3 separate regions of the Homo sapiens genome follow, and all the other regions are linked to region 2. A link is a contact called in ENCODE Hi-C or POLR2A ChIA-PET data. All regions are on one chromosome and are shown on one strand. Each heading gives the region's core, a stretch centred on a gene start or an enhancer-like site at or near the end of the contact. The rest is flanking DNA. Distances are from core to core; before and after follow the strand shown.

Region 1 (4,214 bases), core at 1,637-4,136, 280 kb after region 2:
GGACCTAGGGATATTAAAAAAAAAAAAAAAAGCAAAGCAAGAAAAAGAATGCATAATGGCCCTGCTCTCAAAATCAAGGTCTAGTACTAGAGAGAAACATGTAATCACATAAATGCCATTCACTGTGGAAAGTAAAATCATAAGGGGAAGGGACACCAAAGAATGAGCAGTTAGCTCAACTTGAACAGTAACATTAAGCTTTTCAGAGATGTTATTTGGGCGTACATAGATTGGGGAAAAGTCTACTCCATATAGAAAGTGCACATGTGTAAAACACAGAGGCATGAAACAAAATGATGTGTCTGGGAAACAGTTCAATACAGCTGGAATATAGGGCCCAAGAGGAAGTGGTTAGACATGAGGCTGGAAAGCTAGGCAGACTGTTTTGGCAAACATAGGAATTTGGACTTTATCACATAGCCAATAAGGAATAACACAGAGTTTTAAAAAGAGCTATGGCCAGGGCTATATTTTGGAAAGCTCTCTCCTGGCAGTATTGTGGCAGAGGCAGAGAGGAAAGTCTAAAGCAGCACTGTCCAACAGAACTTCTTGTAATGAGGCCGCGCGCAGTGGCTCACGCCTGTAATCCCAGCACTTTGGGAGGCTGAGGCGGGCGGATCACGAGGTCAGGAATTCGAGACTAATTTGGCCAACATGGTGAAACCCCGTGTCTACTAAAAATACAGACACTAGCCGGGTGTGGTGGCAGGCGCCTGTAATCCCAGCTACTCGGGAGGCTGAGGCAGAATTGCTTGAACCCGGGAGGCAGAGGTTGCAGTAAGCCAAGACTGCGCCACTGCACTCCATCCTAGGCCACAGAGCAAGACTCCGTATCAGGGAAAGAAAAAAACAACTTCTTGCAATGACACAAATGTTCAATAATCTGTGCTTTCCCATATGACAGCCACTAGTCACATGTGGCTATTGAGAACTTAAAATGTGGCTAGTGTATTGAGACACTAAATTTAAAATTGTATTAATTTAAATCCAAATAGCCATGTGTCTAGCAAATAATTTAGGAGACTGTTGGTATAGCTCAGGTGATAGAATTAGGACAGAAGGGTGAGTTGATGGATAGTTAAGAGGCAAAATTATGAGTCTGTAAGGGTGTGAGAAAAGGAAATCAAGAACAGGCTCCCAGATTACAGACTTTGTGGTTAAACAGCCACCATTACTCAGGACAACAGAAGAGAAAGAGCAGGTCTAGAGTGTATAGTGATTTCATCAATTTTGAACATACTGGTGTCTGAGAGTTATCCCAGTGGGAATATTTAGTAGAAAGTTTAGCTTAGAGAGCTGTCTGAACTAAAGATTCAGACTTCAGAGGCTTTGAGCCATGGAGTCAGATTACCTAGAGAAGTTGAACAAAATTAGAAGCAAACAAGAATCACAGCAAATATCAACACATAAAAAGGGGCTAAGGAAGAAAAATCTACTGAGACTGGAGAGGAACAGTTACACAAATAGGAAAAGAAACAAGTGAGAGTGGTATAGAAGTCAAGGGTAGAGAGAATGTCAGGAAGGAAACATGATCAAATGTCGAATGCCTCAGAGGTCAAATAAAGTGAGAACTGTAAAGTGCTTCCTGACTTTGCCAGTTAGGAGGTTCTTGGTGACATCTGCCAGAAAAGTTTTGGTGGTAGCAGCCTGACAGAGGTAGCTTGAAGAGTGGGGATGGGGAAAGAGAATGTGACAAAGAATTGAGATAGTAAGGATAATTTCAATTTCAGGTCTTGGCTGTGCAAGGAAGCCGAGAGACATGAGTCTCTAAGAGGGCACGATATTGAGAGGGTTGTTATCTTTCTGTCAGCGGGGAAACCAAGAGAAAAGTTTAAAAAGGTCAAAAGGGGGAGAAGGGAAGACAGCTTCCGGGTAACAGAGAAGGTTGACCAGGTCAATAGTAAAGGATTTCCTCAAACCGAAGGGAGGACCTCTAGTGAAATGAGAAAGGAATACACAATTGACCCAGTTTGCAGGTGGGAAATGGGAAGCCAGTTCTGCAAATTGGCCTTTCTGTTCTGTGAAGTGCCATCTGTCGGTGAGGAGAGATTAGGGTCTGCAGCGTGAAAATCTGGACCATACTCTGGGTAATCAAGGGAGAGGTTATCGGCTAATGACAAATTAAAGGCTTACTTTTTAGCTGGCAACTGAATCACCATAACATTTTATGTTACCAGTTCCAAAATTTTGGGGGGAATTCACTCAAGCTTGGGAGAGGAGAGATCATAACTTTAAGAGTATAAGAGGTTTAAACGGTCCACTACGAAATAAATAGAGAAGGAAAAGTTATCAGCTGGTAAATATCGTAGAAGGTAGAGCGGTCCAGGGACTCACAGGTCTCACTAAAGAAAAGTCTAGCGTAGGTTCACGGCACGGAGAGATTTTAAGGCTGCCTAAGACTAAAGCCAAATACGAAGTCCACATCTGCGGTCCGCACCTTATCTCTCCGCGCGGCAGGCGCGACGAGGGCGAGAAACTCCCTCTCCAGTGGTCGCACCACACGACACCAGGGAAGGGGCCCCTCTCTCCAGACCCTCATATCTCCAGGTCCAGGCCCCATTTTCCTCCGCTGACAGCTCAGCAGCGTGCGCTTCCGCTGGATTCAGGCCAGGACCAGCGAAGCCGCACCTTACACCCACCGAGGAGGAAACAAGCCTGGCCACCCGAGGCTACCCCGCTAGGCCGCGGGTAGTGGGGGAGGGGGCGCTGAGGCAGGAGGTCAGCACCCGGGCGCGGGCTCCCGCCCCACGAAAAGCGCGCGCTCCAAGCCCCGCCGCCGGAGATGCGGTTCCGGTCCGGACGCCTGCGCACTACGGCTCTCCCCGCAGCCTCTGGCCCTCCTTCCCCCTCCCCCAGTCAGGGCGCACCCTTGCGCCTGCGCTGTGTGTGTTCCTGGTCTGCGGCAGCCATGCTGAACTCGTATGGAGAGGCGAGTGGGGGGGACAGAGTCCAGGACTGCGGGATAGGAAGCTGGGGATATGGACAAGCAGCAGCGTTATAGCGCTCTGGGTTTCGGGACATAGGCCTGGGCCATGCGGCCCCCTTGGCCCCTTGGCGCGACCCCCAGGAACGTTCGGAAAGCTGGTCCTCGTGGCTGGGGGAAAGGCGGGGGGTGGGGGGGAAGCGGGCACGTGACCCCGGTCAGCCAATCTGGGTGCTGCTGACGTGGCCGCGCGGCCCCGATGCTCTCCCCACCCCCCCAGCCCGTTCGGGAAGGGAGGGGCTGGGGGCTACGCCCCCTCCCCCAGCACGGCTTCGTTTTCTGGGGGGGGGTTGACACCCCGGATTACATACCCCGTACCAAGCCGAGGGCAACTTTGGAGGCCCCCTGGAAGGCTTTAGGATCCAGGTGAGAAGGGGCCCTTGTGGGGCGGAGATGTCAGTCAAGTGCTTAACCAATGGTGGGGAGTCCGGGAGGGGGATTCTTGGGGTTCAGGAAAGAATCCTGAGAGTGGGAAGATTTGTCCTTCAAACCTTTTACAGCCAATGGGAGCGTGGAGGGGGGGCGAGCGGGAGAGGGCCATGGGGGGGGAGGGGAATGGCCAGCCTCATGCCTCCGTACCCATTGGAGGGCAAAGGGGTTAGGGGGCGGTGTGGCCCCCCCTATTCCATTCGTCCCCTGGGGGTACAGCAGCCGGGAGCCAGGTGAGAAGGGATCCATCGGCGGCCGAGGGAGGGGTGACCTGGCGGTGGGCTGAGGAGTGGTGGCTGTGGCCCCTACCCGTGGATGTGAATGCTTTAGGAGTTGGCCACCCATGTTGTGAACTGAGGTTGTTCCCAGGCGCCAACTTCCTTTCTCCCCAGAGCCTCTGGAGGGAGCATTGCTGTGCGCCCTTTGTGTCCGCGGTAGGGGAGCTCCAGTCGTCACACCGCAGGCTGGAGGTTACGCTTCGAGTCGCTTACCGAATTTGTGTGCATTCACGTGGACACGGCCTGTGGGGCCTTTTGCCCCTGTAGGGTCTTTACTGAGCACGTGTCTACTCCAGGCTGGGGTGCTTACAAGCTGAAAGCTTGAGGTCTGCTTAGGAACAGAAACCAGGCCCAAGGTGGGTGCTGGCAGTAGGGGGTCTAGACAGCATGGTCTGAGATGCGAGGGAGGCTCGGGACCTGGAATGATTTCACAGCTCCCAAGGTTTCGGGTTTCTCCAGGGTGGCCTCTTCCATCGCCTCCCTCATCCCCTCCCCCAGTCCTGAACAGTTCTCTCCTTGTGTAC
Region 2 (3,384 bases), core at 1-2,500:
GACTGTAGTCCTGGTTGTTGAGACCATGCATATTACTTTTCCCTTCATTAGAGGAGGACTACAGTTGATAGCCATTATTACGAGAGATGCCTCAGGAACAAATTAGAGGAAATACAACGATATCTTTTAGTACTTTTATGCATGGTAATGACCATCAGTAGACACTAAAACAATCAATCCAGCAAGGACAGGGTAAATAACTGTATAGACCTTTCTGGAATAGTTGTCTCTGTCACTCAAACAGAAAAACAAACTATACTAAATTCAGAGGATGAGGGGAATCAGGAGCGGCTTGTGATGGAGGGAGATGAATATTAGTTACAGCCATAATGACAACGTAGTGGACACTGTTGTAAATTTCACTAACCGTCTTGCCTTAATCTTCTAGATCACAATTGGCCACTTTTCCTGACCTCCCTATTTGAAGAAAAATTAAAGTATGTTAATTTTCACAGGAAAAAAAATGAGAGGCACCATATTAGAGTATGGCAGCTTGGATCCCTGAATCACCAGCTTGAGAAGAGCTACTCACAAATCATCAGTATCTTCCTACTGTTACATTAGTGAGTTATAAAATTCTACTGTATTTCAGCCTTCATACACTTTCAAGTCTAGTTATTGTAGCAGTCTGGCCTATTCTAATTAATATAAAAAGAAGAAATAATAATTGTAGAAAAAATTAAACAGAGAATATAACAATTTTAATGGTTTCTCCTGAGCTAGACTTACTTGAAATGGTCCTCATTTTTTGTTTTAGTATTACCAGAGATGTAAGACAGAATCTCACGAAAATATTCAAGCTGGTGGATGAGGCCAAATTAGGCAACTAGGTTGTGTGTCTGGAATTCAAACCATATTAAGTACTCCCTGCCCGCCTTTCTCCTATCCTTTAGAGCAGAGCCTGATTCTCACATATTGTCCCATAAGTCTATATCAATCAAATCAATTTTTATTATCCTGAAAGCACCTATGGAAATACTACCTTTTTTGAAGTTAAATACGAGCACTCTGCTCCATGCTGTTTTACTGATATTTAGAACTGTACAAACTTATATTCTTTACATTTGTGGGAAATTATTATATTGTAGATGAGCCTAAAATATTCTGTGAATCAAAACTTACTATAACAAGTTGTAAAGAACAGCTTTAGTGGAAAGTGTGTACATGAAACTAGCAACCAAACACTCAAAGCAAGAAGAATAATAACTAAGTGACCACAAAGGAAATTTTTTTAATCACATGCCTGGCTCTTGCAGGTGGAGAAGGTTGTCTTGCCCAAAGGAAGTGGTTACTAGACCAGAGTGTAACCAAATACGGGATGCTGCTTTAAAAAAAAAAAAAAAAAAAAGATTCACAGAAGTTGTGCTTGAGTTAAACCACTAAGTACTTTCCTTGCCAGCCAATGAGAAGAAGTGAAGCAGCATCATTTGTCTCTGGCTGACTGAGCCAGTAAGTCTGTTACAGAAAAAAAAAAAATCACTTAAAAGAGCAATAAACATAGAAAATATCAAAGCGTCTACTAGTCATGTGTGCAATCCACAGAAAAGAATAGAAGAAGTTTACTGAAGAAAAGTTTGATAAATAAAAGTACCACATTCTTGAACAAGACAATTTGTGTCAATTTTCCAAACAAAATACATAGACTTTGTGATGCTTTAATCTAAATATCAATAAGATAGTTTTGTTAACAAAATGTTTCTAATTTTTTTCAAGAATAATAAATATAAAAATAGCTATTGATAAAAATGAGGGGGTGTTGCTCTAGTAGATGCTTACAAATAATTATAAAGCTAAACAATTAAAACATGTTTCTACTGCCACTAAAAAAAAAAGTCAACTGTGGAACAACATTGACTGCACAGAAGCAGATCCAAATTTATGTTATGATTAACGAGATCGAAATTGTATTTATAGTAGTCTCCCCTTATTCATGGGGGATACACTGCAAGATCCCACAGTAGATGCCTGAAGCCACGGATTGTACCAAACCCTATACGTACTATGTTTTCATACACATACAAACCTATGATAAAGTGTAATTTATAAATTATTCACAGTCATAGATAAACAAAAACTAATAATAAAATAGAACAATTTTAACAATATACGGTAATAAAACTTAAGTAAATGGGGTCCCCTCTCTTTCTCAAAATGTCTTACTGTACTATACACCCCTATTTTCAAACTGTGATTAACCACAGATAACTGAAACTATGGAAAGTGAAACCATGGATAAGGTGGGGCTACCGTATTTTATTTCTAGAAGTTACTAAACTTTTGAGAAAATTTTGGGATGGGACATAAACATATTTCGAAGAAGCTTCCAGTGTTATAGTTTATATTCTTCATTTCTTTGAGGCACAGAAGAACCCATTTCACTCTTTTGGAGTCAATCCAGGTTTGTGGGGTAAAGGACTGTAGCTGATGAGGATTGGAAGTCCGTGAGATATAAGGGGTTAGGAGGCAAGTTTTTGCAATATACTTGAACAACATGGCACCTATGTGGAATGGAAGAGAAAGCAGCGTAGTGGTGAGGAAATTCTGGTGGGTGAAGACATTCTCAGGTGAAATTTTTAGAAGAAAAAGTTATTTTAAGAGAATTTTAAATCATTTTCCTTGGTATTAGAAACACAATTCTAATTCAATGTTTTTCAAGAGATTGCAATAATGGTTTGGAGTGTTTTAAATGGTGCACTGGGAAGTTTACTCTTGCTTGTTAAAGAATGCCACATTAGAACTGCTTTCAAGAACAGAACAAGTTATCCTGAATTTATGTTGGATAAATTTTTAAAAATGTAGTACATAATAAAAGTGGACTTTTTATTCAGTGGAATGAGGGAAATTTACTAAAAATGATGTTGGGTCTATTGGTTATTTAGTAGGAAAATAAAAAGAGCTCATACATACACACATACAGAGATGATATTGAGTTAGATTAAAAGTTTAAATGTAAATCAAGAAGGAACTCAAAATACAGAAAAAGATACATGTTAATATTTATTTTATTAAAAAGTGTTGGAATGATTTAAATAAAACAAAAGAAAGAAACCATATAGAAAAATATTGTTAGACTATATTTTTAAATCATCATAAATACAACCACAACTTAAATGAAAAATCAAGAGTTAATATGTGAAATGTATATCAATTTTTAAGCATTGCGCTATATTAAAAGAAAGTGCTTATAGTGCAGTACGTGAACCTTAAATGAGCAAAATATATTGTATTAGTTTTCTAGCCACTGTCACAGAAAATTAGTACAAATGCAGAAGCTTAGAACAAAACCCATTTATTACATCAGCTTTCTAAGTCAGAAGTCTAGGCAGAGCTCACCTGGGCTTTCTGCTTAGGATGTCACAAGACTCAAGTCACAGAGACATTGTA
Region 3 (4,086 bases), core at 891-3,390, 410 kb before region 2:
TGCAATGGCGTGATCTTGGCTCACTGCAACCTCTGCCTCCTGGGTTCAAACAATTCTTCTGCCTCAGCCTCCCAAGTAGCTGGGATTACAGGCGTGCACCACCACACCCGTCTAATTTTTGTATTTTAGTAGAGATGGGGTTTCACCATGTTGGCCAGGCTGGTCTCGAACTCCTGATCTTGTGATCTGCCCACCTTGGCCTCCCAAAGTGCTGGGATCACAGGCGTGAGACACTGTGCCCTGCCAAAAATTTTTTTTTTTTGAGACAGAGTCTCGCTCTGTCATCCAGGCTGGAATGCAGTGGTGCGATCTCAGCTCACTGCAAGCTCAACCTCCCGGGTTCACGCCATTCTCCTGCCTCAGCCTCCTGAGTAGCTGGGACCAAAGACCCCTGCCACCACGCCCGGCTAATTTTTTTGTATGTTTAGTAGAGACAAGGTTTCACCGTGTTAGCCAGGATGATCTCAATCTCTTGACCTTGTGATCGCCCATCTCGGCCTCCCAAAGTGCTGGGATTACAGGCGTGAGCCACCGCGCCCAGCCCAAAGTCAATGTTTTGACCAAGAGCAAGGCTACCACTTGTTATTATTAATTAATTAATTAATTAATTAATTTTTGAGACAGGGTCTTACTATATTGCCTAGGCTGGCTTCAAACTCCCAGGCTCAAGTGATCCTCCTGCCCTGCCTCCTGAGTAGCTGGAATTACAGGTGTGTGGCGCCATGCCTTACTATTTATTTCTAAACACATTGCAGAACATGGAATTTAGGGAGGACAAATTTTGATGAATCAAATAGGTATAGTGATATGGGTAGAAGATTGGTTTACTTTATCATAATTCCTTAAATACATATTGTGTACTTGATTAATGAAATGTTAAAAATAAATGCTTAGATATCATTTGACATTAAATAACTCAATCACTAAGCATGAACTCCATATTTAAAAACTTTATAAAATTTTCAGAGCTCACACAGACAAAATTCCTTATTGTCATGATCACTACGTATAAGTTTGAGTTCTTTCTTACTTTTTTTTTTTGAGACAGAGTTTCGCTCTTGTCGCCCGGGCTGGAGTGCAATGGCGTGACTTCGACTCACTGCAACCTCTGTCTCCTGAGTTCAAGCGATTCTTCTGCCTCAGCCTCCCGAAGTAGCTGGGATTACAGGTGCCCGCCACCACACCCAGCTAATTTTTTTGTATTTTTAGTTGAGACGGGGTTTTACCATATTGGCCAGACTGGTCTGAACTCCTTATCTCAGGTGATCCACCTTATCTCAGGCGCCCCCCGCGATGCGGGGAGTGAGAGCCAGCCCCTCTTCCCTTGGGCCTCCCAAAGTGCTGGGACTACAGGCATGAGCCACAAAGCCCAGCCCTTTCTTACTCTTCATTACATTGTTGAGTATAGTATTAACTATCCTATCAACTGACATTTATATTGCCATTTAATCCAGTTTGATAATTTTTATTTTTAAAATGTGGCATTTCTTGTCCAACAGGAAAATATCACAATCCTAAATATATATGCACCTAACACTGGCGCTCCCAAATTTATAAAACAATTACTACTAGACCTAAGAAATGATATATACAGCAACACAATACTAGTGGGGGACTTTAATACGCCACTGACAGCACTAGACAGATCATTAAGACAGAAAGCCAACAAAAAAACAATGAATTTAAACTATGCCCTGGAACAAATAGACTTAACAGATATATACAGAACATTTTACCCAACAACTGCAGAATATACGTTCAATTCTTCAGCACATGGAACTTTCTCCAGGATAGACCACATGATAGAGCACAAAACAAGTCTCAATAAATTTAAGAAAACTGAAATTATGTTAAGCACTGTCTCAGACCACAGTGAAATAAAACTGGAAATCAGCTCCAAAAGGAACCTTTAAAACCACGCAAATACATGGAAATTAAATAACCTGCTCCTGAATGATCATTGGGTCAACAATGAAATCAAGATGAAAATTAAAAAATTATTCAAGCTGAATAACAATAGTGACATGACCTACAAAAACCTCTGGGATACAGCAAAGGCGGTGCTAAGAGGAAAGTTCTTAGCCCTATATGCCTACATCAGGAAGTCTGAAAGAGCACAAATAGACAACCTAAGGTCACACCTCAAGGAACTAGAGAAACAAGAACCAAGCCCAAAGCCAGCAGAAGAAAGGAAATAACCCAGATCAGAGCAGAGCTAAATGAAATTGAAACAAAAAAATACAGAAGTGAAACAAAAAGCTGGTTCTTTGAAAAGATAAATAAACTTGATAGACCATTGGCAAGATTAACCAAGAAGAGAGAAAATCCAAAGAAGCTCAAGTAGAAATGAAATGGGAGATAGTACAACTGACACCACAGAAATACAAAAGATCATTTGAGGCTACTATGAACACCTTTATGTGCATAAACTAGAAAACCTGGAGGAGATCGATACATTCCTGGGAAGAGAAAACCCTCCTACCTTAAATCAGGAAGAATTAGATACCCTGAACAGACCAATAACAAGCAGCAAGATTGAAATGGTAATAAAAAAATTACAAAAAAAAAAGTCCAGGGCCAGACGGATTCACAACTGAGTTCTACCAGACATTCAAAGAAGAATTGGTACCAATCCTATTGACACTATTCCACAAGATAGAGAAAGAAGGAATCCTCCCTAAATCATTTTATGAAGCCAGTATCATCCTAATACCAAAGCCAGGAAAGAACAAAAGAACATAACAACAACAAAAAAGAAAACTGAAGACCAATATCCCTGATGAACATAGATGCAAAAATCCTTAACAAGATACCAGCTAACCAAATCCAACAACATATCAAAAAGATAATCCACCATGATCAAGTGGGTTTCATAGCAGGGATGCAGGGATGGTCTAACATATGCACGTCAATAAATGTAATACACCACATAAACAATTAAAAACAAAAATCACATGATCATCTCAATAGACACAGAAAAAGCATTTGACAAAATGCAGCATCCTTTTATGATTAAAACTCTCAGCAAAATCAGCCTACAAGGGACATACCTCAATGTAATAAAAACCATGTATGATAAACGCACAGCCAACATAATACTGAATGGGGAAAAGTTGAAAGCATTCCCTCTGAGAATTGGAACAAGACAAGGATGCCCACTTTCACCACTTCAACATAGTACTGGAAGTCCTAGCCAGAGCAATCAGACAAGAGAAAGAATAAAGGCATCCAAGTTGGTAAAGAGGAAGTCAAACTGTCACTGTTTGCTGATGATATGATTGTATACCTGGAAAACCCAGAAGACTCCTCCAAGAAGCTCCTAGAACTGATAAAATAATTCAGCAAATTTCCTGGATACAAAATTAATGTACACAAATCAGTAGCTCTCCTGTACACCAACAGTGACCAAGCTGAGAATCAAATCAAGAACTCAACCACTTTTTACAATAGCTGCAACAAACAAACAAACAAATCACACAATCAAAAAAACTTAGGAATATACCTAACCAAGGAGGTGAAAGACCTCTACAAGGAAAACTACAAAACACTGCTGAAAACAATCATAGATGACACAAACAAATGGAAACACACCCCATGCTCGTGGATGGGTAGAATCAATATTGTGAAAATGACCATACTGCCAAAAGCAATCTACAAATTCAATGCAATTCCCATATAAATACCAGCATCATTCTTCACAGAACTAGAAAAAAAAATCCTAAAATTCATATGGAACCAAAGAAGAGCCCAAATAGCCAAAGCAAGGCTAAGGGAAAAGAACAAATCTGGAGGCATCACATTACCTGATTTCAAACTATACTGTAAGGCCATAGTCACCAAAACAGGATAGTACTGGTATAAAAATAGGGACAAAGACCAATGGAACAGAATAGAGAACCCAGAAATAAACCCAAATACTTACAGCCAGCTGATCTTTGACAAAGAAAACAAAAACATAAAGTGGGTAAAGGACACCCTATTCAACAAATGGTGCTAGGATAATTGGCAAGCCACATGTAGGAGAATGAAACTGGATCCTCATCTCTCACCTTATACAAAAATCAACTCAAGAAGGACTAAGGACTT

Evidence for each region. A loop is a pair of places that touch in the nucleus more often than their neighbours do. ChIA-PET counts read pairs that join two places held with the same protein, here RNA polymerase II (POLR2A). Pooled maps may share reads with other maps.
Region 1: a pooled map shows a loop between it and region 2 (4-fold over the local background). The contact joins the promoter of BRD2 here to the enhancer-like site in region 2. A Hi-C loop is called at or near these places in 3 of 37 single-sample maps with no recorded cell type and 4 of 50 pooled maps. POLR2A ChIA-PET finds 5 or more read pairs at or near these places in 5 of 52 experiments (GM12878, HEK293, T-cell and 2 more).
Region 3: a loop to region 2 is called in a map of B cell, with 2.7 times the contacts of the local background. The contact joins two enhancer-like sites. A Hi-C loop is called at or near these places in 1 of 168 maps with a recorded cell type or tissue (B cell), 2 of 37 single-sample maps with no recorded cell type and 4 of 50 pooled maps.

Annotation. Positions count from the first base shown.
Region 1 is chr6:32,965,708-32,969,921 of GRCh38, forward strand. BRD2 (bromodomain containing 2) reads left to right here and starts at 2,887. Exons shown (of 13, transcript NM_005104.4): 1 at 2,887-3,349. LOC124901302 (a long non-coding RNA gene) reads right to left here and starts at 2,814. Exons shown (of 3, transcript NR_190904.1): 1 at 2,438-2,814; 2 at 1-4. RefSeq lists enhancers at 1,964-2,503, 3,802-4,214, 4,120-4,214.
Region 2 is chr6:32,684,506-32,687,889 of GRCh38, forward strand. No RefSeq gene overlaps it. Among named protein-coding and RNA genes, the nearest start is that of HLA-DQB1, 20 kb to the left of the region's middle. Within about 2 kb of position 1,251, at least 3 of the 41 ENCODE cell types and tissues checked have a DNase peak (open chromatin) inside an H3K27ac peak, as active enhancers do; they include B cell, where a contact is called at or near this core.
Region 3 is chr6:32,269,436-32,273,521 of GRCh38, forward strand. The region is part of intron 1 of TSBP1-AS1 (TSBP1 and BTNL2 antisense RNA 1); the gene reads left to right. Among named protein-coding and RNA genes, the nearest start is that of TSBP1-AS1, 16 kb to the left of the region's middle. Within about 2 kb of position 2,141, at least 3 of the 41 ENCODE cell types and tissues checked have a DNase peak (open chromatin) inside an H3K27ac peak, as active enhancers do; they include B cell, where a contact is called at or near this core.